Linked DNA regions of Homo sapiens: region 1 is linked to region 2. A link is a loop called in an ENCODE intact Hi-C map of the cell type or tissue named here. Cell type or tissue: gastrocnemius medialis. All regions are shown on one strand. Each heading gives the region's core, and the rest is flanking DNA. Links, peaks and the distances in the headings are about the cores only.

What was found. Peaks named below come from ENCODE experiments on the same cell type or tissue, not always from the same donor. Only the 100,000 strongest peaks of a DNase experiment are listed, where the experiment ranks them.
Region 1: a loop joins it to region 2, with 2.3 times the contacts of the local background. A loop is called at or near these places in 8 of 110 quality-filtered maps.

Annotation. Positions count from the first base shown.
Region 1 is chr17:17,390,371-17,405,564 of GRCh38, reverse strand. No RefSeq gene overlaps it. Among named protein-coding and RNA genes, the nearest start is that of MED9, 79 kb to the left of the region's middle. RefSeq lists enhancers at 1,104-1,656, 1,657-2,211, 13,301-13,530. In gastrocnemius medialis, for the core only: no CTCF peak of the experiment used is centred there; DNase peaks (open chromatin) are centred at 6,435, 6,844 and 10,106; H3K27ac peaks cover 1,606 bases.
Region 2 is chr17:17,439,992-17,456,032 of GRCh38, reverse strand. No RefSeq gene overlaps it. Among named protein-coding and RNA genes, the nearest start is that of MED9, 29 kb to the left of the region's middle. RefSeq lists enhancers at 5,441-5,942, 9,041-10,240, 13,425-14,270. In gastrocnemius medialis, for the core only: no CTCF peak of the experiment used is centred there; a DNase peak (open chromatin) is centred at 10,002; H3K27ac peaks cover 893 bases.

The sequences.
Region 1 (15,194 bases), core at 2,737-10,736, 48 kb after region 2:
AAGCAAGAGGTTGATCCTTTATGGAACCCTTCCCTACATCCCAGGCACTCACCCTGCACCCATTGTCTCCATGTTATCCTTGCAACAGCCCCATGAGGGGCTCTGTCTGACCCATCTTCTAGCTGGGAAACTGAGGCTTGAAAAGCCTAGGCTGCTTGTGGATGCTCATGACAGAGTCCTGTGATGCCAACAGCATCTCACTGCTGGGCTTAGTCCATTTTCTGTTGCTTGCAACAGAATACCTGAAACTGGGTAATTTACACAAAATGAAATTTACTTCTTATAACTCTGGAGACTGAGACATCCCAAGTCAGGGGGCACATCTGGTGAGGGCCTTCTTGCTGGTGGGGACTCTGTGGAGTCCCAAGGCTACACAGGGCATCACATGGCGAGGGGGCTGAGCGTGCCCACCCGCCAGCTCAGGTCTCTCTTCCTCTCCTTATAAAGCTGCCAGCTCTCCTCCTGTGATAACCCATTAATCCATTAATTGTTGAATTGGATTGATGATGAATTGATGAATGGATTAATACATTCAAGAGGGCAATCACCTCTTAAAGACTCCACCTTTCAGTATTGCTGCTCTGGGGATGGCGCATGAACTCTGGGGGATGTATTCAAACTATGGCACTGCCCAGGTCCCTGGACGCATGGTCCATGACTCTGCCTTCACTGCGTTTAACTCTGGACTTCCCCAGGGGCAGCTTGGGCAACAACCAGAAGGTGCTGGGATTAGGAGATTGAGATGCAGGCCCCGGCCTGGCTTTGAAGTTTCTTATCTTCCAGACCCTGGACAAGTTCTGCAGCCTCTCAGACCTTCAGTTTCTTCATCTAGAAAATGGGATGACAGTGCCCACTTCTCAGGTTGTTGGAAAAATAAGCCCACATACATAAGGTACCAGACACAGACATCAGCCCTGGCCCCAGTGTCATTGTTGAGGTTAGTCATTGGTCACTGTCCTCAAAGACTGTGCCTGATGAGAGGCAGGCCCAGTGCCACCCAGCTGAACCTGGCAGTAGGGCCGGAGGTAGCTGCTCTCCTTACGCAGTCACCCACCGAGGCACTATCTGGGGTAGCAGCCAGTGTTGCAGCAGGAAAAAGCCTGCCTGCCACGGTAACTGCAGGGAGTTCAGTGAAGGATCCCTTGGTGTGCACCATCAAGGGAAACCAGCAAGACTCAGCCTGGCAGAGAGAGGGCTGGAGAAACACTCCCACCTCGGTGCATCCTGCCTTCCCTCCTCCCATCAGAGGGCTGAGGGGTCTGTTCAAGCCAGTCCTGGCACAGGGACTGGGACAGAGCCTGCATCTGGGGGTGCAACCGGTGAGGGGGGCACAGAGGCCCAGTGTGTGCAACAGCCTTCCCTCACCCCCTCCTGGCTTTGCGGTCCTCAACTTCCCTGCCACACTGGAGCAGGTGGTGTGCCCAGCTGTCAACACAGTGGGCTTGTTTTTCTCCGCTGCGGCCCACCTCCTTCCCCTAGGCCCCCACTTCCAGTCTGCAATGTTAATTGAAGGCGGCAGATGCCAAATTGCCCTCGGAGCAGAGCGCAGAGGGAGAGGAGGAAGTGTGTCTGGGCCCCACGGCGGGCAGATCGGGCGCACAGGCAGAGCGGTGGTGGGGAGGGCTTCCTGCCCACCACCACCCACAGCAGCTGCAAACATCCTCCAGACCTCTCGCCGTTTCCCCATGAATACACCTGAGGTCGAGTGTGAACATAAGGAAGTTGATTTTTCCCGGTTATATTTTTTAAACCTATGTTTGGACGGCCTGGCTTTCTATTCTGGGCACTTGAGCCTTATTTTCCGGCTGCTTCTGAAAAGTAATCAAAGGACGGCCACCAGACCAGCCAGGCACCTGCCCTCCACACCTGCCTGCAGACCCAGGCTCCTCCGTGCATTTTCTCCCTCACCCTCCTGCTGGGTGGGAATTACTGGCTCCATTTCACTGGTGAGGAGTTGGAGGTTTGGGAAACTGCAGGATCTGTCCATGCAGACGGCAGATGGAAAATCTGGCATTTCATCCTGGACCTGGCCGGACCCAAGTGCTTGCTATTTGACCCTCAAAACCCACCAACCCTTGGCCCTCCTCCCCTCTGTCCAGACCTCCTTCGGGAGCCTGCGGCAGAGCGGGAGGGGGCGTCTGCAGATATGTTCATACTTAGGGATTCATAGCCCAAGCCCCTAACCTGAGCCACACGGCCTTCTTCCAGGACCCCAGGCCTCCCCACAACCCATCAGGGAGAGGTGGGCTCAGACTGTTCTCTATGAGGCCAGCTGGTGACTATTCTAAACACCAGCCTTGTGTTCCCTAGTCTGCAAGAAGCTCTGCAAATTTTTGTGGCCGTTGGTCATCTGCTTTCTTGATCTTTTCTTTTCTTTTTTTAAGAGAGGCAAGTCTTTCTCTGTTACCCAGGCTAGAGTGCAGTGGCACAGTCACAGCCCACTGCAGCTTCAGCCTCCCAGGCTCAAGTGATCCTTTTGTCTCAGCCTCAGCCTCCCAGTAGCTGGGACTACAGGTGCATGACAGCGCACCCACCTAATTTTTCAAATTTTTTTTGGAGATGGAATATTGCTGTGTTACCTAGGCTCGTCTTGAACCCCTGGGATCAAGTGATTCTCCCGCCTCGGCCTCCCAAAGTGTCGGGATTTCAGGCATGAGATTTCTTTAAATTGAAGTAAAATCCACACACTATAAAACTAACAGTTTTAGAGTGAACAATTTCACGGCATTTAGTACATTCTCAGTGCTGTGCAGTCATCACCTCTATCTAGCTCCCGAGCACTTTCATCCCCTGACAGGAACTCCATTCCCATGAGCTGTCACTCCCCACTCCTCCCTTCCTCCGGCCCCAGGCACCCAGCAGTCTGCTTCCTGTCTCTGTTGGTTTACCTATTCTGGATATTTCATATAAGTGGAATTGTATGTGATTTCTTGTGACTGCCATCCTCCCTCTGCATAGTGTTTTCAAGGTCCACTTGTCTTGTACCTTTTTGTGGCTGAATAATATCCCATCGTACAGGTATATCGTACCTCCGTGAGGACCTACAGGGCATCTGACACCTTATGTATGTAGGCTTAGTTTTCCCAACCACCCAAGAACTGGGCACTGTCGTTTGCATTTTTTAGATGAAGAGACTGAGGGTCCGAGAGGCTGCAGAACTTGTCCAGGGTCTGGAAGGTAAGAAGTGTCCAAGCTTGGATCCACATCTGCAGTTGTTACCACTCATCTGTGGATGCACAATTGGGCTGCTTTCACCTTTTGGCTGTTATGAATACTGCTGCTGTAAACACTTATGTATAAGTTTTTGTTCAAATACATGTTTTCTTTTTTTTTTTGAGATGGAGTCTTTCTCTGTTGCCCAGGCTGGAGTGCAGTGGCGCGATCTCGGCTCACTGCAAGCTCCACCTCCTGGGTTCACGCCATTCTCCTGCCTCAGCCTCCTGAGTAGCTGGGACTACAGGCGCCTGCCACCACGCCCAGCTAATTTTTTGTATTTTTAGTAGAGACGGGGTTTCACCGTGTTAGCCAGGATGGTCTCGATCTCCTGACCTCGTGATCTGCCTGCCTCGGCCTCCCAAAGTGCTGGGATTACAGGCGTGAGCCACCATGCCCGGCCACCTGTTTTCAATTCTTTTGTGTAGACACCTCGGAGTGGAATTGCTGGGCCATATGGTGACTCTAGGTTTAACTTGTGAAGAACATTTTTAAACATGTTCCGTGTGGGTGCATATTTTCTCTTTAACTAGAGAGCAGGGCTCTCTTGTTCTTTGGCCCCCTCCATCGTGGCCAGTCCTGGCTCAGCGTGCAGACAAGAGGCCCCCTGAGCTGTGGTGGCACCAGAGGAGTGAGTGTGTGGACCTCACTCCACCCCAAGTGCTGGGATGTTGACTCATGGTCTTGCCAGGCACTCACGTGACTGCTGGTGGGGACCCAGCCTACATATCCTCTGGGCCTTTCTTGGATGCCTCTCCACCTCTTGCTGCCCTCGGGTTCCCTCACTTCCCCCATTCACACTGGAGCTGACCTTGGTCTGATGTGTCTCCACAAGTCCCGCCTCCCCCACGGATGCCCTGTACAGCGGTACAGGCTGTGCACTGCCCAAGGGCATCCTGCCAAAGGCGCAGTGCTCATTGACATTCAGTCCATGCTCCGCTAGCCAAGCCCTGCAACCCTTGGGACTGCAGCCACCATTAGAGGGCGCTTTCTTCCTTCACACAACGCACCACATGGGCTAATGGCAGCCCCCAAGCCCTCGGTGGACCCAGCACTGACGGGATGTGCCCCTTGCTCACTCCCCTGGAAGGGGCAACTCTGCCCACTCTACATTCACTGATGACCTTCCTTCTCCCTGGGGACGTTCATACCCTCAACCTAGGCTCCAGATATTTTCTATGCCCCCTGAGGGGGTGGGTCCATGCCGCCAGTGGGGGTGCCCTGGTGGCCCACTGTAAAGGACTCTCTGCCCCTTACCCCATTCTCACTCCTGAGAGTTCTAGCACCAGATGCCCAGGACGTGCGTGTGTGCCTGCTCACTGGACAGAGGTTCCTGTGTAAACACTGCCATCGGGACCCCAGACACACGCTCCATGTGCACAGACATGCGCTCACGTGGGTGTGTGGGTTAGACATGACATACAGGGATCTGGCCTTCCCTTGCATTGAAACCTAGTTGGCGGGTTGGGAGGGTATGTGGTTAAATCCGAGCAAGAGACACAGACCCCATGAGTGTAATCACATGCCTAAACCAGGCCAGGAGACTCGGGCACACGATGTGGGTTTGTCTGCTATGTGGGCACTGGACTCTGGGAAGCCTGAGCCCCTTGGAGCCCCCGCTGGTGGGACAGGCTGGAGCTAGGAGCTTAGCAACTCGGGTTCCTGGAAGGTAGAGAAACATAAGAGCAAATCAGGAGACAAGAGGAGGCAAGGAAAGCTGGAGGGCAAAGAGGCCCCTGGAAGCCCCTCTAAGCCCAATTTCCCAGTGTTGACAACGAAAACAAAATCAAGCTTTCGAAGAACTAAAGTTCATTTCATTCAGGAGTCTGAGGACTCCAGACCACATCTACTGCCTCAGGGCAGTTCTGTTGAAGCCCACGGCTTACATACAGGTGGTGGAGGTTCAGCAAGTGCAAAATCACATCGGACTTGCTCAGAAGTTACGTTGAAGCAGCAGCCCATCAAGGTGTGGGTGTAAGAGCACCTCTGGTTATAGATGGCAGAGGCATCGTCATTAAGCCTGTCAGAAAGGCAAGGACTAGAGCTCTTCTCTTTTAAGGAATCAAGTGACTCAGGCAAGAGACGTGCGGGGCCGGGCGCTTCATCCTGCTTTGCCTTCAAAGCATCTTTCCAGAGAGCTGCACGTTGTCACAGAGTCAGGGGTTCAAGCAGAAATGAGCCAACGTGGCTTCTTACGCATGCTACTTCGTCTTACAGTGGGAAGAATAAAAATGCTTCATCCTCATCCCTGGGTGCTACAGCCTTTGCAGCCTCCTTGTCGGAGTGGGAATGGTCGTCAGCGGCAGGCACATCTGAGAGCAGGGCACACCCTGAGACAGGGCAGGATCGGAGCAACATAAGGGCACATCTTGAGGCCCTGACTGGGGCCCCAGGCTGGCTGCTTTTCTTCCCACCCTAGAGGGTATTTCTGTACCTCTCTACCACAAGGCGCTCGAGGAAGGCTTACTGAGAATGCTGCAGTGGAACAAAGTCTGAAGGAGGTGAGGGAGCAAGTTCTGTCTGTGTAGTGTGGAAAAGCATTGCAGGAGAGGGTACAGCCAATGCGAAGGCCCTGAGGCAGTACCGTGAGTGGCCAGAATGAAATGAGCAGGCAGCAAGGGGAGCAGGCATGCCACCAGGCCAGAGCACTCACGGGGGCTAGTGGGAGGACTCTGGCCTCATCCTGAGGGAGGTGGGAGCCCTGGAGGGTTTGTGGGGAGGAAGGAGGATGACTTTCAACAGCGTCCCTCTGACTGCTAGAAGGAAAACTAGCAGTGTGTGGGTGGGGGCAGGGGTGGGAGCGGGAGACCAGTGAGCCACCATTCAACTCTATGATCCACGCACAGCTGGGCTGGGCCGGAGCCCACAGGCTTAGGACCCAGCATCAGGCGGGGTAGTGGGCAGCCTGGAAGGGCTGAGAGTAGTGGGCAGGCTGGAAGGGGTGAGTCAGGGCCGCAGCAGGGAGTAGCAGTGAGGGACGTGGGCTCCAGCATTGGGCTTCAAGTCCCACAGAGTCCCAGCCAGCCTTGGGACCTGTGGGCAAGTTTGTGCATCTTCCTGGGTCTCCATTTTCCTATATAAAAAAATAAAAAATAAAAGAATGGCAGATAAAATATGGTGTCAGCCCCTAGGATCGGGTGGGTGGCTGTGTGCAGGTCTGCTTTTAATTTAAGGCAAATGTGTAACAGTGAGGGAAGTGAGGGCCAGACCTGGGTGGGGCCTGGCAGGGCCCAGGGCACAGCCTTTAAGGGCGGGCCTCAGAGCGAGGCTGTGCTTTTCTCTGCTCCAGGTTGCAAGCCTTTGGTCTCTTGAACCTTTCCTCCAGGTCCTCACCTCAAGTGCTCAAGGCATTTTTGTTGTCCTCCTCTCTGGAAACTGTGGGATGTACAAGAAGAAGAGCTTTGCTTATCCCCACACATTCTGTTCCCAATTTGAGCCCTGCCTGCTTGTTTTTCTTAAATAACACTTAGCGAAACCTTCCTTTTTATCTTGCCAACTTGAATTTATCTTGTGGTCCACTGAGACACTTGGATTTGGGGGTTTTGTTTTTCTGCTTCTGATTGCACCACTGGATTTCCAACTTCCTGTGTGCTTTGTGGCTCATGATCCCATTTGGACCGGCTGCTCCCCACTGCAGGGAGGGTGGCGGTGAGCTGGCCTGGCAGCCTCCCCAGGACCACATGGAGGGACAGAGGAGACGTTCTCTGAAGGAAGGGGGTGGTCTGTGGTGCCAACACCAGATCCTGGGCACAGAGGACACCATCCTTTTTTTCACAGTGTCTGAGGGGGACTCATCCCCTCCCCAAAGCCCACTTGACACTCTTCTTGGCAGGGCAGGGGGTTCATTTACCCTCTCTCAACCTCTGTTCCTTCTGGAAAAAGGAAAGAGCAGATTGCTGCCCCTGGCCTCTCTGAAGGGCTTTGTGCTGTCAAGTGTCCAAGTAGTTCGTGGAACAGCAGGACACTAAACACCAACCTGCGGCCTCACAATGATGATGATGATTGCCCCTAAAAGGGGGATAATCGCTGTGACCTACTTAGGGCACAGTTGTCACTAATGGCCTTGGAGAGCTGTGAAAATAGCAAGTGCCAAGGGGGAAGCCGAGGTGAATCTGGGCAGAGTGGTTGCTGCATATCTGTGTTTGCATCTCTGCTCCCTTTTTCCTGTGTCTTGGTCAAAGGCCTGAGCAGCATTTCTCAGGAGGAATGACCCAAAGGCCCCAGGCCCATCCTTGCAAAGACCACTGCTCTGTGCCTGGTCAGGGGGTTAGCAGCAGAAACCCATTCACTCAGGCATAAGCAAACGGGACATTTTTACAATATACAGTGTTTTGTGGTTCTGAACACAAGGGCAAGAATGAGGTCAGGCATCTCTCTGGTGGAAAAGTATCGCTGGGGATGGAACAGCCAATGCAAAGTCATTGAGGCAGGACCATGAGTGGTACCTTTTGGGAAGTGCTCTGGAAGGCCACGGAACCAGCGGCTGAAATGGAATCAGACCTCCAAGTTCCCTTTGTATGTTTCATCCCTCATTTTAAAAAATATTAAATGTGGCCAGGCGTGGTGGCTCACGCCTGTAATCCCAGCACTTTGGGAGGCCGAGGCAGGCAGATCACGAGGTCAAGAGATCGAGACCATCTTGGTCAACATGGTGAAACCCCGTCTCTACTAAAAATACAAAAATTAGCTGGGTGTGGTGGCACATGCCTGTAATCCCAACTATTTGGGTGGCTGAGGCAGGAGAATTTCTTGAACCCGGGAGGTAGAGATTGCAGTGAGCCAAGATTGCACCACTACACTCCAGCCTGGTGACAGAGCAAGAATCCATCTAAAAAAAAAAAATTAAATGCAACAATGAATATGCAACCAGGCATAGAAAATTATATAACACACAGCTTTGCACTCACCAACAAGCTTCATCTTCAGATCTGCTTCAATTCTCCACCAAGGATTCCAATACATGGTGCTCCTGGGTCCCTTTCCCAGCCAGTCTCTCCTCTCTTTGTATCCCCGGAAGTGGCCATTACTCTGATTCTGGCGTTTGCTCATCTCACAAAAGCTTTTGTGCTTTTACCACTACATACATATGTGCCCATAAGCATTAGTGCAAATAATGGAACTATGTGTTTGGAAACTTTTTATTGAGAGTTTCACTGTGGGTATTCTTCTTTTTTCTTGCTTCTTGATTTTTTTCATTTCACATTAGGTGCTAGGGACCTCTCCTAGCTGATTGAGGTAGTTCTTGGTCACTCATGTTCACTGCTGTTTGGGGTCAGTGGAATAACAATACCACAGTTTATCGAGTGTCTTGTGGATAGACGTTATCTTGACCCTAAGTTTTCACTGTGACTGTGTTGGTTTGAATTCCCCTGAAAGCAGAGCTGAGACAAAGGCTTGGGTGCAGGCAGTTGGTCTGGGAGGTGCTCTCAGGAAGCAAGACGGAGGAAGTAGGAGAATAAAAGTCTCACTATTATCTACTACCATGCACCAAATTACCCCATGAGCAGATGGCTTAAAGCAACAGTTATCTTTTATTTATCCCTTGTAGCTTCTGTGGGTCTTGGCTGGGTGGTTCCAGCTCAGCTTTCTTTGTGAGTTTGCTGTCAGTCATTGTCCAGGGCTGCCATCATCTGAAGGTTCGCCTGGGGCTGGAAGGTCTGTCTCCAAGCTCATCTGCATGGCTGTTAGTTGGAGGTTCAGTTCCTCTCAACAGGGTGCTTGAATGTCCTCACAACACGTCGGCTGGCATTCTCCAGGGCGAGAATCCAAAAGATGCAGGAGGGCACTGCAATGCCTTCGGTGACCCGGCCTTGGGAGTCACACACCATCACCTCCACCTTACTCCACTAGGTAAACAGACCACAGGCGTCACAGGGCATGAAGACTGGAGGTAAGGCTCATCAGAGGTCATCTCAGAAGCTGGCCACAACAGGGGAAGAGTCCAGAAACAACGCAGGGTGCCCAGCAAAGGTGTTCACTGCTGTTGGCACTGGCAGCTTGACCCCACCAAGGATTGTATGAAGCACTACGTAGAATGCATAGGATGGAGGTCAGAGACTCATCTACAGACTCACTTTCCCATCGGTTCAAGATTGCCCCTAAGAACATCAGCTCCCTCACAAACCCAGCCTGTACCTGCAGGGGCTGAGCAAGCCCAGAGGCAGAAGAGCAGAGGACAGCACAGGCAGGGTGGAGGCAGTGCCGCAGCACAGCACTGCTGGGCCAGGAGGGCTGGGGGGATGCGCCGTGGTGCACAAAGCCTCTGCCTTGTGGCAATGCTGTGGTGAGCGTTCACGCACAGGGCCCTGCATCCAGGAGCCCACATTTCTCTAGGAGGCATGGGCTAGGGCCCCTCCTGGCATTCACACCCTTGTGCAATCTCTCACCTTGTGTGTAGGCCAAACCTAGGGACTTGATTCAAATGAACTGAATACCACAAAAGCCATGGGATGTCTTCTCTTTTTTTTTTTTTTTTTTTTTGAGACGGTCTCACTCTGTTGCTTAGGCCGGGTGTGCAGTGTGCAATCTCAGCTCACTGCAGCCTCAACCTCCCAGGATCAAGTGATCCTCTTGCCTTAACCTTCTGAGTAGCTGGGACTATAGGCGTGTGCACCCACACCCCCCTAATTTTTTTCATTTTTTTTTTTTTGGTAGAGATGGGGTCTGGCTAAGTTGCCCAGGCTGATCTCAAACTCTTGGCCTTAAGAATCTTCTGGCCTCAGCTTCCAAACGGGCTGGAATTATAGGCTTGAGCCACTGCCCTGGGCTGGGATGTCATTTCTGAGGTTAGTTCACAAGTGATTGTGACTCCCCTCTCAACTGGACTCCCCCCACCCAGCACCGCCTTACTTACTCTGGCAAAGCCACTGCCGTGTTGTAAGCTGCCCTCTGGAGAGACCCACTTGGCAAAGGACTGAGGGAGGCCTCTGGCCCCCTGCCTGGGAGGAGCTGAGTCCTACTGACAACCGCCTGAATGAGCTCAGGAGCAGCTCTGCCCTCAGCTGAGCCATCAGATGAGACGGGCCCAGATTCTTGATCCACAGGAACTGGTATTTTGCTAAACTACTAAGATGCTAAAAGTTGGGGTACTTTTTAAACTAAATAACACAGGAAGGGTGGAAGTGGGAGAAGGTGCACATGACGCAAGATTGCCCGTGGGTTGACAATTGTTGCAACTGGGTGACATGTTATACTATTCTTGCTACTTTGTGTTTATTCAAAATTTCCATGATAAAAAGTAAAAATAAATTTTTTAAATACTGAAGTCTGATTTACAATTCAGTGAAGTTTGGTTTCTGTCAGGGTACATTTTAGTTAGTTCACTTTAGTTCAAACTACCCGGGTGCAGGTCCCAACTCATTCATCCATTAAACACATATTGGGCACCTACTATGTGCCAGGTGATGTTCTGGCCACCGGGGAAATGACAGTGAACAAACCATGCAAAAGTCTCTGCCCTTTCAGAGCCAATGTTTTGCTGGAAAGAGGCAGATATCCAATACATAACCATGTAAGATAGATGGAGAATACGTCAGGGAGTCCTGGCCGCAGGAGGTCAGTGGGTGGGAGGGCTGCGATCTCCAACAGGAAGGCCAGGGAAGGCCGAAAGGAAAAGCTGCCTGTGGGGAGAGACCTGGTGGCTGCAGGGAGGTGGCTGCGGGTCACCTACTTCCATGGGAAGCCAGCTCCAGTCAGATACAGGGATGGCGGCCCCAACGCGGGAGGATCCAGGGCTATCTGAGGAACAAGAATAGGCAGTGTGGTGGGGGGTAGGCTTAGGGGGAATCGGGTGAGGGTGGGGGACTGATTAAGCAGAGCCATGTGAGCCATGGAAAGGATTTCAGCTTCTACCTGGAGTGACGTGGGAGCCACAGGCAGAGTTTGAGCAGAGAAGGGGCTCTGGCCAGCATTCCTACTGGTAAGTGTTCCACCCCCGAAGCCCTGTGAAACTTAGGCAGGTGACTTTGCCTTCTGAGCCTCAGTTTCCTTGTCTGAAAATGGGAATCGCTTCCTCAAAGCATTGTTATGGAGGTTTGCTAAGTGAAACAAAGTTTTGTCCAAAGGTTCAGCGCACCCAGCAACAGGCCTTACTTGGTGTGAGCTGTGATTTTTCTCTTTCCGTCACGCCTACTGCCTGCCCATGGGAGCTCCCGGGCTGCTCCCAAACTTCCCTCGGGAGCTGGGGAGCCTTTTCTGCCGGGGGCTGAGGCCCATCCCTGTGGCCCTTGCCCAACGGGCACAAGGAGCTCGTTTCTGTGTTATTAGCTGTGAAAAGGAGGATACCCCCTACCAAGTGTGGCCCTCTCACGCCAGAAAGAGGGAGGAAAGACAGGTCAGAGTTCTTTCCCCGACGTCAGGTTGAGGGCTTAAAAGACAAGATCTGGGGGCTTCGTTTTCCCTTTGTGGAGGCTGGAGGGGAGGGAGAGTTGGAAGGAGACATGAACTCAGAGAAGAGGAAAATTAGAAAAGTAAGACATTGAACTTCCGCTCCATGAGCTTCAGGTAAGCCCTGCTTACCTACCTCCTTATCACCTGCCTATCCAATCATCCACCTGTCTGAGGACCAGTGATGTTATTCTGTTGGCTTGTCTTTTGTGTGTTTTGTTGTCACTGTTGTTTTCGTTTGTTTTTTGTTTTGAGACGGAGTCTCACTTTATCGCTAGGCGGGAGTCCAATGGCATGATCTCGGCTCACTGCAACCTCCACCTCCTGGGTTCAAGCAATTCTCCTGCCTCAGCCTCCTCAGTAGGTGGGACTACAGGCGCACGTCACCACACCCAGCTAATTTTTGTATTTTTAGCAGAGACACGGTTTCACCCTGTTGGCTGGGCTGGTCTCGATCTCTTGATCTGCCTGCCTCAGCCTCCCAAAGTGCTGGATTACAGGCATGAGCCACTGCGCCCGGCCTGTTGTGTGTTTTTTGAATTTTTTTTTATTTTTTATTTTTTGAATGAGCTACTGTCCTGACTGGGATTCTCCCAAAAACTGATCTTGAGACAGGATGTAAGTGCAAGCACTTGATTCATAAGGTGGTCCAGGAAACACTGGTATGGGAGGAAGGGAGATGGGAGGAGCAACCAAGGAGGGGCAAGTTACTGACATAGACACCTCTGGGGCAGCTGGAGCTCCATCTGCCCAGGAAAGCCAGGGCTCAGATCAGTCCCTCTGTGCTGGAGCGAGGGAGCTGGCACACTTACCCCAACTCACGTCAAAGAATAGCTGGCCCCAGACAGACGATGCCAAAGGCAGGGCCCTGCCTACGCAGGCCATGAAGGGACAAGTTGTCTGTAGATAATTGTTTCATTCTTTTAAAAAATTTTATTTATGCCAGGCTCACACCTGTAATCCCAGCACTTTGGGAGGCCGAGGTGGGTGAATCACCTGAGGTCAGGAGTTCGAGACCAGCCTGGTCAACATGGTGAAAACTTCTCTACTAAAAATACAAAAATTAGCCAGGCGCTTGTAACCCCAGCTACTCAGGAAGCTGGGGCAGGAGAATTGCTTGAACCTGATGGAAGAGGTTGCAGTGAGCCAAGATCATGCCACTGCACTCCAGCCTGGGGGACAGTGTGAAACTCTGCCTCAACAATATATATTTTAAAAGTTGGGGGTCGTCACTCTTGCCTAACATGGAGTGCAATGACATGATCACAGCTCTTCATAGCTTTTAACTCCTGGTCTCAAGCCATTTTCCCACCTCAGCCTCCAAAAAAGCTGGGACACAGGCACACATTACCACATCTGGATTTTTTAATTTTTTGCAGAGACAGGGTCTCACTATGTTGCCCAGACTGGACTCAAACTCCTGGCCTTAAGCAATCCTTCCAACTTGACTTCCCAAAGTGCTCTGAGATTACAGGCCTGAGCCACCACACCCACACTCTGGAGAGAATTCTACAATAATATTGGGTCTGGAATTTGCTCCTTCCAGTGGGTTCTTGGTCTCGCTACCTTCCAGAATGAAGCCACAGACCCTCGCGGTGAGTGTTACAGTTCCTAAAGATGGCATGTCCGGAATTTGTTCCTTCAGATGTTCAGATGTGTTCGGAGTTTCTTCCTTGTGGTGGGTTCGTGGTCTCGCTGACTTCAGGGGTGAAGCCACAAACCTTCGCAGTCAGTGTTCCGGCTCTTAAAGGTAGCGCAACCAAAGTTGCTCATTCCTCCTGGTGGGTTCGTGGTCTCGCTGGTTTCAGAAGTGAAGCTGCAGACCTGCACAGTGAGCGTTATAGCTCTTAAAAATGGCACGTCCAGACCTGTTCGTTCCTCCTGGTGGGTTCGTGGTTTCGTTGGCTTCAGGAGTGAAGCTGCAGAGCTCCGCGATGAGTGTTACAGCTCTATAAAGGTGGCGGGTCTGGAGTTGTTCACTCCTCCTGGTGGACTCACCGTCTCGCTGACTTCATCCAGGTGTGAAGCTGCAGACTTTGCCATGGGTGTCTTACAATCAGGGCAGACCCAAACAGCCAACAGCAACAAGATTGCAAACAGCAAAAAAAAAAAAAAACAAGCATCACACAGAAGCATACTGAACAGGTTACCACTGGCGGCACATGGTGGCCAGCTTTTATTCCCTTATTTGACCCCGCCCACATCCTGCTGATTGGTCCATTTCACAGGGCGCTGATTGGTCCATTTTACACAGTGCTGATTGGTCCATTTTACACAGTGCTAATCGGTGTGTTTACAAACCTTTAGCTAGACACAGAGCGCAGATTGGTGCATTTACAATCCTTTAGCTAGACAGAAAAGTTCTCCAAGTCCCCACTCCACCCAGAAGCCCAACCGGCTTCACCTCTCAATATGACCAACTATAAATCAGTGTTTTTATTATTACCATGCACAGACAATTCTAAACATCATCAGAGATGTTTTCCAGGTTCCTAGATCTTTTGTTCATTCAAGTTCCAGAATATTTCCAGGGTTAACTGTTGAGTTTTAATGATATATGTGAAGCTCCAAGTTCACACTTTTTATTATTCATTCTTTAATAAACTTTATATTGTACATGTAGAAGTTAGTTCTGCAAACTCCCACCCGGTTCAGCCCTGACATGCATATTTAGCTACAAGCGTCTGTTTCGAGAGTGAATTCCTAATGCTCCAGGACCTCTCCAGCTCATTCAGGTGCAGTTTCCGTCTCTAAACCTCTGGGTCTCATGTTCTTAGGTCCCAGCAGGATACTCAGAATAAGCAGCTACAGCCCAGAGGCTGTGAGGGCGAAAAGACAGAGCTTGAGTTACTTTCATCAGCACTTAGAGTTTTCGTTTTCACTTGGAGTTTCCATTTTCACTCAATATTTCTCTACGGTGAAGGCAATCAAAAACTGCTAGAACTGATCCCAGAGAAATAAAGACCTCGACAATGTTGCCCATTCTGGAATGTACTGTGAAATGGGATTTTTAAAAATCTCTGAGAGGCCGGGTGCAGTGGCTCATGCCTGTAATCCCAGCACTTTGGGAGGCGGAGGCTGGCTGATCATGAGGTCAAGAGTTCAAGACCAGCCTGAGCAACATGGAGAAACCTAGTCTCTACTAAAAATACAAAATTAGCCAGGCGTGGTGGCACATGCTTGTAATCCCAGCTACTCGGGAGGCTGAGGCAGGAGAATCGCTTGAACCCGGGAGGCAGAGGTTGCGGTGAGCCAAGACTGCACCACTGTACCCCAGCCTGGGCAACAAGAGCGAAACTCCGTCTCGAAAAAAGAAAGAACTCTACCAAAGTTATACTTACGTTGAAGACGTTTTCTAACATTTTGTACCCATTGCTTCATCAAAAAGAAACTTTACAAAATTGAAGTTAATAAACAATGCTCATCCATTCCCTAGGAGAGAATATGAGCTGACTATTCAGCCCACTGTGTTGAAGCCTGGCTATTCAACACAAGTCCATGAGGAAGACCAATGTTGACAAAATCACTTGACACAACTGCAGAAAAGAAAGCTGAAAATAGAAACCATAATGTCATTATCCATTATCGTGACTGAT
Region 2 (16,041 bases), core at 5,029-13,028:
GGTGGACTTGGCTTGGCAGGGTTTTTACATTTGTTGTTCAAAGCTTTCTTTGAACACAACAGTCAAGGTACCCTTGAAAATGGAATCCTCAGGGTTTTACTAGCCAGACTGACATCCTCAGAACTGGTTTCCTGGCTTCTCTCATAAGGGATATATGGGTGAGAATGAGATAGAGAACATTCTTTCAAAAAATGTCAAGAGTAGCTGGGCGCGGTGGCTCACGCCTGTAATCCCAACACTTTGGGAGGCCGAGGTGGGCAGATCATCTGAGGTTGGGAGTTTGAGACCAGCCTGACCAACATGGAGAAACCCCTTCTCTAGTAAAAATACAAAATTAGCTGGGCGTGGTAGCACATGCCTGTAATCCCAGCTACTTGGGAGGCTAAGGCAGGAGAATCGCTTGAACCCGGGAGGCAGAGGTTGTGGTGAGCTGAGATTGCGCCATTGCACTCCAGCCTGGGCAATAACAGCAAAATTCCATCTCAAAAAGAAAAGATGTCAAAGAGGATCCTAAACTGAAATGAAAGCGCAGTACCAGTGCCACCTCTGCATGGCCTCCTCCTGCCCACTGACGGCTCTGGTCTTGCAGGACGGACCTCACAGAGCACTTGGTTGGTGCTGTGTCCAGCCTGGACCCTGGCCAGCTGTGGCCACACACAGTGTGTGACTGAGTGGAGGCAGCACCAGGGCCTCCACTGTGGAACAGCTGCTCAAAGGAAGGGCCCAGAGCCAACAGCGACAGGCAGCAGCCATGGAAGGCCAGGTGCAAAATGCCAGAGGTGACAGAGGAGACTGCTGACTGAGGTGCAACTCCATGCCCTTCTCCAAGAAGAATAGCTCCAGTGTCCACAACTGTGTGTCCCCTGCAGCCCCTACTGTATTTATAACCATCTGCTCCTACCACGTGCCACCTCACACATTAGTGGCACTTATTTGAATACTGCAAATTACTATATTAATCTGTAAGCTTCTTGGGTATCAAAATCTCTCACATAACACCTGCTCCAGGTACTTAGGGATCCTGGGACTCCAGGTACCACTCTACACACCTGCTCCAGGTACTTAGAGATTCCAGGAACTCCAGGTACCATGCCACACACCTGCTCCAGGTACCACTCCACACACCTGCTTCAGGTACCACGCCACACACCTGCTCCAGGTACTTAGGGATTCCAGGGACTCCAGGTAACATGCCACACACCTGCTCAGGTACTTAGAGATTCCAGGGAACTCCAGGTACCATGCCACACACCTGCTCCAGGTACTTAGTGATTCCAGGGACTCCAGGTACCATGCCACACACCTGCTCCAGATACCACTCCACACACCTGCTCCAGGTACTTAGGGATTCCAGGGACTCCAGGTAACATGCCACACACCTGCTTAAGGTACTTAGAGATTCCAGGGAACTCCAGGTACCATGCCACACACCTGCTCCAGGTACTTAGTGATTCCAGGGACTCCAGGTACCATGCCACACACCTGCTCCAGATACCACTCCACACATCTGCTCCAGGTACTTAGGGATTCCAGGGAGTCTGGGTACTGCTCCACCCACCTACTCCAGGTACTTAGGGATTCTGGGACTCCAGGTACCTCTCCATGTACTTGCTCCAGGTACTTAGAGATTCCAGGGACTCTGGGTACCACTCCACACACTTGCTCCAGGTACTTAGGGGCCCTGGGGACTCCAGGTACCACACCACACACCTGTTCGAGGTACTCAGGGACCCCAGGTACTGCTTCAGTTTCTTAGATAATGCTAAATGCCCTAATTTCTTAACAGTTCACTTTCTCCTTTCCTCCCCAAGCCAAACTCCCAATCAATATACATCCATCTCTACTAGGTGCAAGACACTGTTCTGGACACAGGAGATGCAGGTGTGAACAAGACAGACAAGGTCTCTGCCCTTATGGAGCTGGTGCTCCCATGGAGAAGAGAGATTAAAAACAAGCCAACCAATGCATCAGATTATCTCATGGGACTAAGAACTCGGAAAGACACAGGGCGGAGCACCACAGTAAGTACTGATTGGACACCTTTTCCTCAACGAGGTGACATTTGAGTCATGGCCCAAATGTTGAGAAGCCACATTCAAGGAAAGAGGAAGCTGGAGGTGAGGGACCCATGGAGAGTGGCCCGCGGAGTGAGGGGAGAGGCCCTGGAGCTCACAGCTCAGAGGTCATTGTTAATGGGACGCAGCTGCAAGGTGCAGGGCGTTGAACGCACAATACTACTATAGCTGTTGGATTGCTTTGCTCTTCATTAGGGACCTCCACAAACATTACCTCATTTTCATTTTGCTCCTCACAACAGCCCTGGGAGTTTGAACAAATGAGATTCAGGAATTGACGCAGTCCACATTATCAATAAATAAAATGAACCCTCATAGCCCTCTCGATCTGTAGTTTTTAAATGAGGACACTTCTTTCAAAAGATTTGCTTCACTCTAAAAAATCCTATGAAATTAGTGTTTGTCTGTAATTAGGGCAGTTGCAACTGAACATCACAGCATCAGCTATTGTCTGTTTCCGAGCTCAATAATAGACTGTTCGGATTTGAATAAGGCCCACTTGCCTTGGTCCAAATGGCAAGATTTATGTTAAATTGAATTTTGGAGGCTGCATTCGTGTGTGACAGTTGACAGGGAAAAGCAGCCAACGCAAACAGCCCTCCCGGCTCCATCCAGCCTGACCCAGTTAGGCAACATAGGGGTGACCACAAACCTGAACACTGGCGACAAGGGGCAGGCACCCAATGGGCTGTAAGTAAGGGCACCAAGTCCCTGGAACCCAAGAAGGCTGCACCTACGAAGGAAAAGCTCAAATGACAAACGCCAGAATAGACAGACACCCCATCACGGCAGCCTGAGCCCAGCTTTGTTCTTAAGGCCTACTTCCAGGCTTGTACAAGAAATGGCGAGATGAATTTTCTCTCCCAATCTAGTTGCTTACTTGGGCTGTGGCTTGCATTCTCCAGACCCAATCAAACAGCACTGATTTTTTTTTTTTTTTTTTTTTTTTTTGAGACAGAGTCTTGCTCTGTTGACCAGGCTGGAGTGCAGTGGCTCAAACTTGGCTCACTGCAACCTCTGCCTCCCAGGTTCAAGTAATTCACTTGCCTCAGCCTCCTAAGTAGTTGGGGACTACAGGCATGCACCACCACACTTGGCTAATTTTTTTTTTTTTTTTGGTGGAGATGGGGTTTCACCATGTTGCCCAGGCTGGTCTCAAACTCCTGACCTCAAGTGATCCGCCCACCTCAGCCTTCCAGAGTGCTGAGATTAAAGGAGTGAGCCACTGCGCCTGACCAGCACTGATTATTCTTAAAGTCCAATGAAAGGGCCAAGATTTGTGTGCAAGTCTGTACATGCAGGCAGGCGGTGGTGGTGGGATTGAGAGTCTAAGAGGTAAACCTTGCCAGGGGCCAGCGGGGCTTTGTTGGGAAGCACTGCTTTAAATACATAGCAGCAACCACATTCTGAGTACCTTCCATGTGCCAGACCCTGAAAAAGCTTCTCTCACATGAGGTATTTAATTTAATTTTTAAAGTAGTATATTCAATAGCAAGCAAAGATCACCACTACAAGCCAGGCATCGTTCTAGGCATTGGGGAGACAGCAGCAACGGAGAAGACTTCCAAGAAGGCTTGCTTTTGGTGGGACTTCTAAAAGGGGAAGATAAAGACAACATTTAAACAAAAACATAACTTCAGATGGTGAAATTAGAAGCCCTGGGTTGATTCTCAGATACACTCTTGCGGCAGAGACTGCCTAGTTGTTCCCCATTATCGAGGCTCTTCTATAGCAGCAGAACCCCAAGTTTTACCTGCATGCATAGTCACTTAGGACCCAGACTTTATTCTCCCAGCCTCTCTTTCTGCTAGGTGAAGCAATTGACTAAATTGCAGCCAATGAGATGTAAGCTGAAGCCGTATATACAATTTTAGGAAGTGTCCCCTACAGGGACAGGGTGGGACCTTCCTCCCTTTACTTGTTTTGTTTGTTTGTTTTTGTTTTGAGACAAAGTGCAAAGTGTCACTCTGTCACCCAGGCTGGAGCACAGTGGTTTTTTTTTTTTTTTTTTTTTTTTTTTGAGACGGAGTCTCGCTCTGTCACCCAGGCTGGAATGCAGTGGCGCGATCTTGGCTCACTGCAACACTGCAACCTCCCGTTCAAGCAATTCTCCTGCCTCAGCCTCCTGAGTAGCTGGGATTACAGGTGCACGCCATCATGCCTGGCTAATTTTGCATTTTTTGTGGAGATGGGGTTTCACCGTGTTGGCCAGGCTGGTCTCGAACTCCTGACCTCAAGTGATCCACCTGCCTCGTCCTCCCAAAGTGTTGGGATTACAGGCGTGAGCTACTGCGCCTGGCCCTTTCCCTCCTTTTTGCTGCCTAGAATATGGACACAACGGCTGGAGCTTCAGCAGCTATCTTGGACCATGAAGGAAAAATAAACAATTTTGTTTAGTTCATGGTGCTCTGGAGTTCGATTTTTGTTATTCACAGCTGCACCTAATTTTGTTGTCTTTCCTATTAATTGTGTAACTTGGGGTAAAACTGGCTCAGACCTTCTGTTCCCTCAGCTGTGAGATGGGATTGATGATAATGCCTACTTCATATTGCACTATGCTGGTGGCTTTCAAACTTCAGCATGCGTCAGAATCCCCTTGGCATGTTAAAACACAGAATGCTGGGCCCCACCTGAAGAACTTCCGATTAAGTAGCAACCTGAAAACCAGTAAGTCTAACAAGTTCCTAGATGCTGTTGCAGCTGCTGCAGATCAGAGACTACACTGAGGCCTGCAGTCCCTGCAGGGAATGACCTAGGAAGGTCTAAATTGCCCATACAAAGCCAGCGTGTTTGGCTTCTCTCCCATTTAACAAGATTTATGCATCCTGTCAAATATGCTGCCAGTCACCTCTGGCCTCTTCTATGCCTGCTCCTTGGCTTCAGGGACCCTGATCCCCACTTTCTGGAGCAGTGAATCTGATGCAAATGCTGTTTACAGAGGGATCTGTCAGTGGCCCATCCCCAGGAGGGACTTCCATGTGACAAGCCCGGCCTCTGACCCACTCCTCCACTGCAAGGAAATGATCCCCACTCCAATGCGTCACAGAGCAGCCCATCGCATGGGTCATTCCGCAGAAGAACTACCTTCTGGACCCTTCCTTCTGCCACCATATGCCATTCTGCTATTTGCAGAGGTGAGTGGGTAGGGACAGCTCTTCACCAGGGGCTGCCAGACAGTCAGTCAGAAGCATCATTTTCTTACTTAGGATTCCCATGGGAGGCAGAGGGTGAATCTCAAGGCTGGGATCCCTGTCTCCACTGGCCGCTTCAGCAATGCCCAGACCACCGCTCTGCCCAGCGAAGGAGCCTGCCCTCTCCTCCGAAAGGAAGCTCCCCTGCCCTCAGGGAGGAGCCTCCCTCTGGAAGGGCTGCTGCCAGGAGCAGTGGCAGCCCAGGAGGCTTCCCCCTCCCTCATATCCCTCTTGGAAGGGACTGATCCTCCTCTCAGGGCTCCTGCATGCTGGCGACATCCCAAGCCCTGCCCAGGACAGCACCATCAGTGCAGCTCTCAGTCCCCCGCCCCAGCCATTTCCATCAAGGGGGTGGGTATTATCTGTTAAACCGCTGTGCGGCATCAGGCAGGTCTAAGGGGCGGAGATGCACTTGTGTCCCTTAACTAGTGGTTAAGAGGACAGCTCTGATCAAATCCCAGCTCTGCTACTCTTTAGTGACATGGCCTTGTAACTAAGGCCGCAGCTGTGCCTGGCCTGTGGCTGAACCTCTCTCTGAACCTCAGTTTCCTCCTCTGTAAAGTGGGGACAATAGTAGTGCTTATAAATGGCATCAACCAAGGTGCTTAGCTGTAAACAACATAGACCAACTCTGCTCACTTTAGCAGAAGCATTTCTTAAGAGGGTATTGGGTACACACTGGTGCCAAAAGACAGGCATAAGAATAGAATATTCCTAGCAGCACCATTCAAACATCAAATGTCCATTCACAATAGAACAGGTAAGCTGGTTACGGCCCTTCACACCAGACAGCACGGAGGATGGAGAAACCTCAGCTACGTACAGCAGCATGGATGACTCTCACCCACGCTAACTCAAAGAAGCCAGACACGAAAAGGGTGTGCACTATATCATGCTGTTTCTATAAAGCTCAAAAACAAGCAGAACCAATCTAGAAATCTGGTGGTGGTTATGTTTGGGAGGAGAGACCCTGGGAGAGTCTCTAAGGTGCTGGCCCTGTTCTATTTCTTGGTCTGGGTTCTGATTACATGAGTGTGTTTGCTTTGTCAAACTTCATTGAACTGCACACTTAGGATCTGTGATCTTTTCTGTATGTATCTGATACTTCAATAACAAAATTAACTTTGAAAAAAAGCAGAAGGCATGTTTGGTTGCTCATGGATGTGCTGGGAGAATCAGAGAGCTAGGCCTGAAAGCCAGAGTCCAGAACACTGCCCCTAATTTTTTTTTTTTTTTTTTTTTGAGATGGAGTTTTGCTCTTGTGACCGAGGCTAGAGTGCAGTGGCACCATCTCTGCTCACCGCACCTTCCACCTCCCAGGTTCAAGCAATTCTCCTGCCTCAGCTTCCTGAGTAGCTGGGATTACAGGCTCCTGCCATCACACCCAGCTAATTTTTGTATTTTTGGTAGAGACAGGGTTTCACCATGTTGGCCAGGCTGGTCTCGAACTCCTGACCTCAGGTGATCCGCCCGCTTCGGCCTCTCAAAGTGCTGGGATTACAGGCATGAGCCACCGCGCCTGGCCAACACTGCCCCTAATTAAGGCATGGAGCTGTTTCAAGGGAGGAAAAGGTGGCAGGCGTTGCAGCCAGAGGGGCTGGTTCAAATCCCAGCTCTGCCAGTCCTTAGTTATGGGACTTTGGACAAGTCTCTGGATCCCTCTGAGCTGTGTCCTCATCTGTACGATGGGGTGCCAGCCCACAGCTTATCCCACCACTGTCCACACTGGCACTGCCTGTTATCATGCCTGGCAGAATGGATCCCGGATGGTACCTGCCCCTTCACAGCTGAGCTCAGGGTGAGCACATCTGATTGGCCAGCCCTGGGCACATGACCACACTACACCCTGCAGCATGTGGAGGTCAGTGCGAAGCTGGGTGCAGGGTCTGGCTCAGGGGTTCCATGGAGCCCCAGGGTGGGCTTTACCCGCCAAGATTCTGACTTACCTGATCTGGGGAGAGTCTGGAATGTGGCTGTTCTTTTTAAGCTCCCCAAATGATTCTAGTGTGAGTCAAAGTTGAGAACCACTGCCCTGAATCTTTATCTTTGAATCCTGAAAACTTTCTAAAAGGAAAACGATCCCAGAACCTTCAGAGTTTCTGTCCATTCGAATCTAGTACTAGTATACCTCGTTTGAAATTAACCTCATCTAGCGCCATCTAAGCTCAGAAAATGAAGCCATTGTGGGATCATTTGCCAAAGGACTTGTTGACATCTGTTTTTATTCTTTTTTATTTTATTTCATTTTTCTTTTATTTCCTTTTTTGTTTCTTAATCCGAGTGAACTCATAAAGTCTGTTTTTAAGTGGTACTTAAGCAGTTAAAATATGACTCAGTTTGACTCCATTGAAACTGCTTTAAATAATTTCCAAACAAGATGAAGTTAAGAGTAAATAAAATAGTCACGTTTGGGAGCATGAAGGAGCCGGCAGCTTTTGACGGTCTGGTGATCAGGCAGCCACGCAGGACCAGGTCTCGACTGTCCTTGGGTTTTGTGGAGCATTAAAAAGGAATAAGGAAATGGGGTGGAGGAGGTCAGCTAATTCTGGGAACAAAGCTAAGACTGCTGTGACTGGGGACTGGTGGGGTCATCAACTCTTTCTTGGGTAACTTTGGCCATGCTTTTTTTTCCTCTGCAGAGTCTGAAAAGGCTACCTGCTTTAGTTTCCTGTGGTTGCTGTAATCATTACAACAACACAAATGTAATGTCTCACTGTTCTGGAAGCCAGAAGTCCAAAACCAAGGTTTCTGCAGGGGTTTGCGCTCTAAAAGCTTGGGGGGAGGATCTTTCCTACCTCCTCCAGCTTCTGGTGGCTCCAGGTGTTTCTTGGCTTGTGGCCACATCACTCCAATCTCTGTCTCTGTCTTTGCGTGGTCTTCTTGCCTGTGTCTCTGTGTCTTCTCCTCTTCTCTTACAAGGACACTTGTCATTGGATTTAGGACCCACTTGGATGATTCAGGGTGATTTCACCTCAAGATCTTAATTGTATCTGCAAAGACTCTGTTTCCAAATAAGGTCACATTCTGCATTTCTGAGACATGGACATCTTTTGAGAGGGTCATAATTCAGCCCACTCCACCACCTTTGCTCAAAGGATGCTTCTGCATTTAACTTAGATTCAGCATCCTGATTCCACAAGTGTACTTTGGCCTAGCTCTGGATTTCAGATTTGGCAGGGCCGAGGTCCTTGAACCCCAGTGCCCGGGTCAGCAGAGATCATTTACCATGCAGATTCTGAGGGAGTAAGTCTGGGCAGAGCTCAAGGTTCTGCATTTCCAACAAGCTCCCAGGTGATGCCAACAAAGCTGCTGGCCAGGAACCTCCCTCTGAGCAACACGTCTGGTGACTATGGGAAATATCCAGGTCCCACCCTGGTGATCCTGATCCAGAGGCCCATTCTTTCCAGGCAGCTTTCAGATCCCATTCTGAACCGGGGCCGGCAGCCCCTGCCCTGTGCTCAGGAGCAAGGCCTGCAGGCCAGGAATGAGCCAAGCCAGCCTGAGCCCCTAGCCACCTCCTAAGAAGGGTGTTTCCCAGTCCTGAAGTTTGGCTGGGAATTCCAATAGAATCCGTGACCTTTCAGGAAGCATCTACACTCTCCTAGCCCCCTCCCTCTTACATACCACCCCTCAGCCCTCTTTCTCTCTTGCCCTCTGATAAGTTCCCCCTTGGGTCCTCAGACAAGCCACAGGGCCCTGCCAGCTGCCTCCTGGCTGGATGCAACCCAACCTCACCGCATGGTGGGGATGGCCCAGGTGAGGGCACAGAAGGCCCACCTCTGTCTAGCCAGGCCCCACGTCAGCAGGGCTGCCAGCACAGGGACAGCGAGACCAGCTGGGGAACTGGTTATTTCAAGTGGCTCCCAACAAATCATGTCATTTCCTCAGCTGTGAAGACTGACAGCCCTCAGCACTGTGGCAAATGCAAGCCACTCTTTCCAATGATCAGTGTGAGAGGAAGAAAGGGAGACCCCATGGGGGAGAGGAGGCCTCCCCTGCCAGCCTGCATGGGGCTGAGCAGTGGGGCAGGGACAGAGGTGATGCGACCACAGCTGAGTGACTCAGCCAGGGTCTGCTCTCTCACATATGGTGGCCAGGACCCAAGATCCCACCTGTGGCAGGTGTCCCTGAGGGCAGTTGACACCTCAAAATAAAACTTGAGATTGCTCATGCAACCGTGAAAAGGAAACAATTTATTACCATAAAAGAGCCATTTAATGTGAGACCCCAATAGCCTCTGGCTGTCTGTCATCCTGATCTGACGTGAAATGGATTTGATATTATCTGCAAACAACCACACATTCCTTCAGAAGAAAGTCACCTCCACAGAGGATACATGACTTGTTTGTTTGTGGTTGGCTATGGCTTTGACTTTCCCCGCCACGCTGTTTGCCTTGGTTAATGACCAGCCGGAAGTGCCCTGCCTCCTGTTTGGCTGATGAAAACGCTGACCTTTTCAGGAATGATTCCAAACCAGGCATCTGTGGATGACTTACCTCATCCCTTTCATTGCTCCCCACCACACTGCATTCCCCATAAAGGAAGTAGCTATTTTAGGCAAGGGAAAATGAGATGGTGGGACTTTCCCCAAAAGCAGGCTTGTGCCTGATGCAGGGTGGAGGAGCCCCACGCCCTGTGGAAGGACAAACACAGCGTCATCCACAGACGTTGCCCATGGGTCCAGTCCATCCATCGGTGACTTATGGGCAAAAGGGAAGGAAGGAAAGGAAAGAAGATTGGTGAGCAGTGTTCTTTGCTATTAGGCAGAACTGGCCCAGTGGGTGGCAGTCACAGAAGGGGCGGAGACCAGCTCCGCAAAAAGAGTTACTTCTCCAAGTAGTGAGCATCCTGTCACAGAGGTTATATGAGCAGGGGCAGGATGAGGAGACTGTTTTTATTTACACTCTGATAGGAGGAGTAGAAGTGGACCCAGACCTTGAGGAGCCTAAAATTTTTCTGCAGAGGCAGGCGGGACCTGATATGGCAAGTGAACATCAAGGCCTGCCTTGCCTCACAGGGCAGCTGGGGACCAACCCATACGAATCCAACATGCGGAGGAAGCCAGAGCCGGAGCAGGAGGCAGAGACCTGAGGATGGGCTGGAGCCTGTGTGCGGGGCTTTCTGTCACTTGCAGAGTCCTGGCTGGTACACTGAGGAGCACTAGCTTGTATGGCATTCTTTCCATGATTGGAGTTCAACGATGGGAGACCAGGGAGATGGAGTAGTTTGAGCTCCTGGGGAATGATAACATCTGGATCCTGAGAGGGGAGGAAAAGCAAACGCCAGCAATGACATAGGATCAGAAAGGTGCTCAGCATGGGGCTGTCTGTGGGAGGGGCCCAGGTGCTGGCACCTACGTGACTGAGGGCTTGTGGGAGGGGGAGGGAAACTGCTTTGCAACAGCAGGGGACCCAGGTGGGGTATGTGTGGGGTATGTCCCAGTCACCTCAGGGAAGGGGGGCATTGAAGGGTGTGCTCAGGATCCACCTCTTCCCCGAGTTCTCCCTTGATGCAAGCAGCCTAGGATCAGACTTCCTTGAATTCTAGCTCATCTGCCAGGGAGGCACTACTTCAGCCAGAAGACCGCCTGGAGGACTTCATGGGGCTTCAGAACCCAGGGCACTCCTGCCACATGTTATCAATGACTTTGCAGTATTGTGATAGTGTGTGATACCACCCGTCATATGCAGTAACAAGGAGGGAGACTGACCGAACTTTGAAGGCATCCTTCCTGTTAGAATTTCAACTACCTCCATATCTAGTACAGGAGAGGGAAGTAAATGCAGTGGAAATCTGATTTTTTTTTTCACTCTGTTCCCCAGGCTGGAGGGCAGTGGCACAATCTCGGCTCACTGCAACCTCCGTCTCCTAGGTTCAAACGATTCTCCTACCTCAGCCTCCCGGGTAGCTGGGATTACAGGCATGTGCCACCATGCCCGGCTAATTTTGTATTTTTAGTAGAGATGAGGTTTCTCCATGTTGGTCAGGCTGGTCTCGAACTCCTGACCTCAGGTGATCCATCCGCCTTGGCCTCCCAAAGTGCTGGGATTACAGGCATGAGCCACCACACCTAGTCCCTGATTTTGTTTTATCGGCAAATTCACTGTTGAGGGTTGGAGCAGCCTGTGATATCCGTGTGAGTCCATTTGTGAAACTGAAACTTTGTAACAAGAACTAAGATAGTTATTGAGAAGTGCTTTGAAAATGATCCAAGGAAGCTTTCCAAAGTGACTCTGTCCCTGGGAAGGGAGGAAGGGACCACAATATGCCTGTATCAGATTTCTACTGCTGTGTAACAAATGACCCCAAAACTTAGTGGCTTGAAACAACAATGAACATTTATTATTTCATAGTTTCTGTGGGTCAGGAATTCAGGAGTGGCTTAGCTGGGTGGTTCTGGCTCAGGGATTTCATGGGGTTGCAGTCAGGGTATCAGCTGGGGTTGTGTCATTAGAGGCTGAACTGGGGCTGGAGGATTTACCTCTGAGGTGGTGCACCCACATGCCTGGCAGGTTGGTGCTGGCTGTTGGTGGGAGGCCTCAGTTTCCCACCACATGGACTCCTCTACAGAGCTGCTTAAGTGTCCTTACAACATGGCAGTTGGCTGCTCCCGAGGAAGTGATTCAAGGAGAGCAAGGCAGGAACCATGTCTTTTATGGCCTAGCCTTGGACATCATTTCTGCAGTCCTACTGGTTGCCAGATGGGTCCTATTCAGTGAAGAGGGGACTCTCCAGGATGTGACTACTGGGGCTCACTGGGCAGCATCTCAGAGCTGCCACCATGCTGCTGCGTGGTTGGCCCATCTGGAACACTTAGTCTTCAGTCACTTGGTTTGATTCAAGAACAAAGAGTTAGAAACTCTTCACCTTTTGAATGCAAGGAAGTAGGCTGACCCCTCAAAGTGTGCCAGACAAGCCATTTTAAGCATAGTTGGGTGAGATGCAAAGAGGAAGCCTGCATATTCGCTGCTTACGTGAAATGTTTGGCGCCTACTCATGCTTTCTATCCACAGAGTCTCACTGATAGTTTGTCAGCCTTGCATCCCATCTGCCCCATGTGGGTCCTGTGAAGCTGCTGGTCAACCTATCCCCTGGCTTTGGGGGAATGCAACCCATGTCTGGCCAACTGTGGTGCCCCATTTCCCAGTCTAGAGTTGTTGGTCCAAGAGGAGGCTCTCTCTTACTCTGAAATCATGAGCTGAGGGTTTACTGTGTATGCCTGAAGCTATCAGACAATGAAGAAAGAAGAGAGAGAAAGAGAGAGATTTGAGCACCTGGGTCCAGCTATGACTGAAGCTAGCAAGACACCCATCTTTGTTCTCTGAAATTATGTAAGAAAGTAAACTCCCTTTTTGGAATTTTGCTTGTTTACTTTTGCTTAAGTTAACTTGAGCTGGAATTTCATCATCACAATTAAAAACATCCTAACAACTTATCCCTTGAAAATCATGTGCTTTGCGCCCAGCCAGCCGCCCCGTCAGGGAGGGAGGTGGGGGGGTCAGCCCCCCGCCAGGCCAGCCGCCCCGTCCGGGAGGGAGGTCGGGGCGTCAGCCTCCAGCCCGGCCAGCCGCCCCGTCCGGGAGGTGAGGGGCGCCTCTGCCTGGCCACCCCTACTGGGAAGTGAGGAGCCCCTCTGCCCGGCCAGCGGCCCCGTCCGGGAGGGAGGTGGGGGGGGTCAGCCCCCCACCCGGCCAGCCGCCCCGTCCGGGAGGGAGGTGGGGGGGGTCAGCCCCCCGCCCGGCCAGCCGCCCCGTCCGGGAGGGAGGTGGGGGGGGTCAGCCCCCCGCCCGGCCAGCGGCCCCGTCCGGGAGGGAGGTGGGGAGGTCAGCCCCCCGCCAGGCCAGCCGCCCCGTCCGGGAGGGAGGTCGGGGCGTCAGCCTCCCGCCCGGCCAGCCGCCCCGTCCGGGAGGTGAGGGGTGCCTCTGCCTGGCCGCCCCTACTGGGAAGTGAGGAGCCCCTCTGCCCGGCCAGCCGCCCCGTCCGGGAGGGAAGGTGGGGGGGTCAGCCCCCCGCCCGGCCAGCCGCCCCGTCCGGGAGGGAGGTGGGGGGGGTCAGCCCCCCGCCCGGCCAGCCGCCCGGTCCGGGAGGGAGGTGGGGGGGGTCAGCCCCCCGCCCAGGCCAGCCGTCCCGGTACCGGGAGGGAGGTGGGGGGGGTCAGCCCCCCACCCGGCCAGCCGCCCCGTCCGGGAGGGAGGTGGGGGGGTCAGCCCCCCGCCCGGCCAGCCGCCCCGTCCGGGAGGGAGGTGGGGGGGTCAGCCCCCCGCCCGGCCAGCCGCCCCGTCAGGGAGGGAGGTGGGTTCAGCCCCCCGCCAGGCCAGCCGCCCCGTCTGGGAGGGAGGTCGGGGCGTCAGCCTCCCGCCCGGCCAGCCGCCCCGTCTGGGAGGTGAGGGGCGCCTCTGCCTGGCCGCCCCTACTGGGAAGTGAGGAGCCCCTCTGCCAGGCCAGCCGCCCCGTCCGGGAGGGAGGTGGGGGGGTCAGCCCCCCGCCCGGCCAGCCGCCCCGTCCGGGAGGTGAGGGGCGCCTCTGCCCGGCCGCCCCTACTGGGAAGTGAGGAGCCCCTCTGCCCGGCCACCACCCCGTCTGGGAGGTGTGCCCAACAGCTCATTGAGAACGGGCCAGGATGACAATGGCGGCTTTGTGGAATAGAAAGGCGGGAAAGGTGGGGAAAAGATTGAGAAATCGGATGGTTGCCGTGTCTGTGTAGAAAGAAGTAGACATGGGAGACTTTTCATTTTGTTCTGTACTAAGAAAACTTCTGCCTTGGGATCCTGTTGATCTGTGACCTTACCCCCAACCCTGTGCTCTCTGAAACATGTGCTGTGTCCACTCAGGGTTAAATGGATTAAGGGCGGTGCAAGATGTGCTTTGTTAAACAGATGCTTGAAGGCAGCATGCTCGTTAAGAGTCGTCACCACTCCCTAATCTCAAGTACCCAGGGACACAAACACTGCTGAAGGCCGCAGGGTCCTCTGCCTAGGAAAACCAGAGACCTTTGTTCACTTGTTTATCTGCTGACCTTCCCTCCACTATTGTCCTATGACCCTGCCAAATCCCCCTCTGTGAGAAACACCCAAGAATTATCAATAAAAAATAAATAAATTAAAAAAAAACAAAAACAAAAACAAAAAAAACAGATGTGGAAAAAAAAAAAAAAAAAAAAGAAAATCATGTGCTTTGTAGCAGTAACAAACAAATGAAGAGCAGATTTTCACTTGATTAAAGCCTGACCAGACCAATGATCCATACCCTGCTGTCTGCGGCCTACAGAAACCGCCCTTCCTCCACCACCAAAGGAAAAAAGATAACACAAATTAGAAGAAACAAACAGACCTAAAGCAAGCCACAGCTGTCTCCTGGTTGGTGCCAACGCGCCAGCATTGAGCTGGCCCTGCCCGGATGGTTTTCTTGTCACCCTGGTTGTCCTCAAGCTCTGTGAGCATAAAGACTGTGTTTTCTGTGTTTTCACAGCCAACTTCATATAGGAGTTCACAAGCAGATATTCAAAAGTGGCTCCTTAAATAGACTAAAACGCATAACGCTTGCTTTTAAGTTAATAGCCAATGTTCAATGAGTCCTATGTTCCAGGCCTGGGGCTGAGTGCTTTACCTGCGATGGCTCACTCAATCACCATGAGTGGAAGGTGGTTTCTATTATTATCCTCATTTTACAGATGAGAAGACTGAGGCCCCAGGAGTTGGCGATTTTCCTAACGTCACAGGCTGCTAGAGCTCATCTGAACGCTAACACCTTTTACTTGTTTATTTCACCCTGAAACATTGACATTGCTGACATGCTATAGGACTTCAATTCCTTTATGATGGAGAAATGAAAATAAATATCACCCCACTACCATCACTAAACACACACACACACACCCCTCTCTCACCGCCCTGGCCAAAGGCCTGAAACCAAAACACGGTGTTCTCTCTGCATTATTAGCCATTACCACCCGTAAGGAACCCAAGCAATGTTTTTCCGAGAAGGCCCAGGGTACAGGGGGTGCCATTCATGGAGAGCTCAAGTGCCCAGCCTGGCATTTCACAGGCCACTTGTGCATGTCTAATTGTCTTTTCTGTGTCAGGAGGGCGGGCTGTGTTTGTCAGAGGCTCATTAGGACCCTGGCCAAGGGGTTGTTTGTGATTTCAGGGCTGGGTGAGGAAAGTGCAGGGTGAGGGTTTCTGTTCCGAATGGACCTCCTGCCGAGCGCTGAGTCAAGGTTGCCAGCCAGCACCAGCCTCCCCTTCCCCCCTTTTTGGTTGGTTTTCCCCAAGCATCTGTTTGTTTTGCTCCTGCAAACAAAAGTCAAAGAGAATACATGGCTCCCAGTGAGTGAAGGAAGCAGATTTTTCTGGTCCTTCCAAAAGCACAGCAAGCCCACCTAGTCCCTTTGTACAGGGGGATTGAGCTGAGTCAGAGCAAAGAATCCCTTCACCTCACATCACTGGGCCAGCGATGCCAGCCAACAAGCCAGGAGATCCTTGTGCATTCCTGTCACAGCTTACCACGAGGCCACCAGGATCCTACTTGGGTCTATGGGTGGTATTATAAGAAATCCTGGTGCTTTGCCTGCAATGAGGGCATCCAGCCAGCAGGTGGACTGTGGGCGGTTTGCACAAGACCAAAAGAGCAAGGCCCTTGAGCCATATCTTAAGCCCGAGTAAATGTCAGCAAGATTGATCTTTTCCAGTCGTGTTTTGTACTATGTTGAACAATCTACATAGAGCAGCACCAAAACAAGGTGACACTGAGAGATTACCAGGCTAAAATTAATTAAA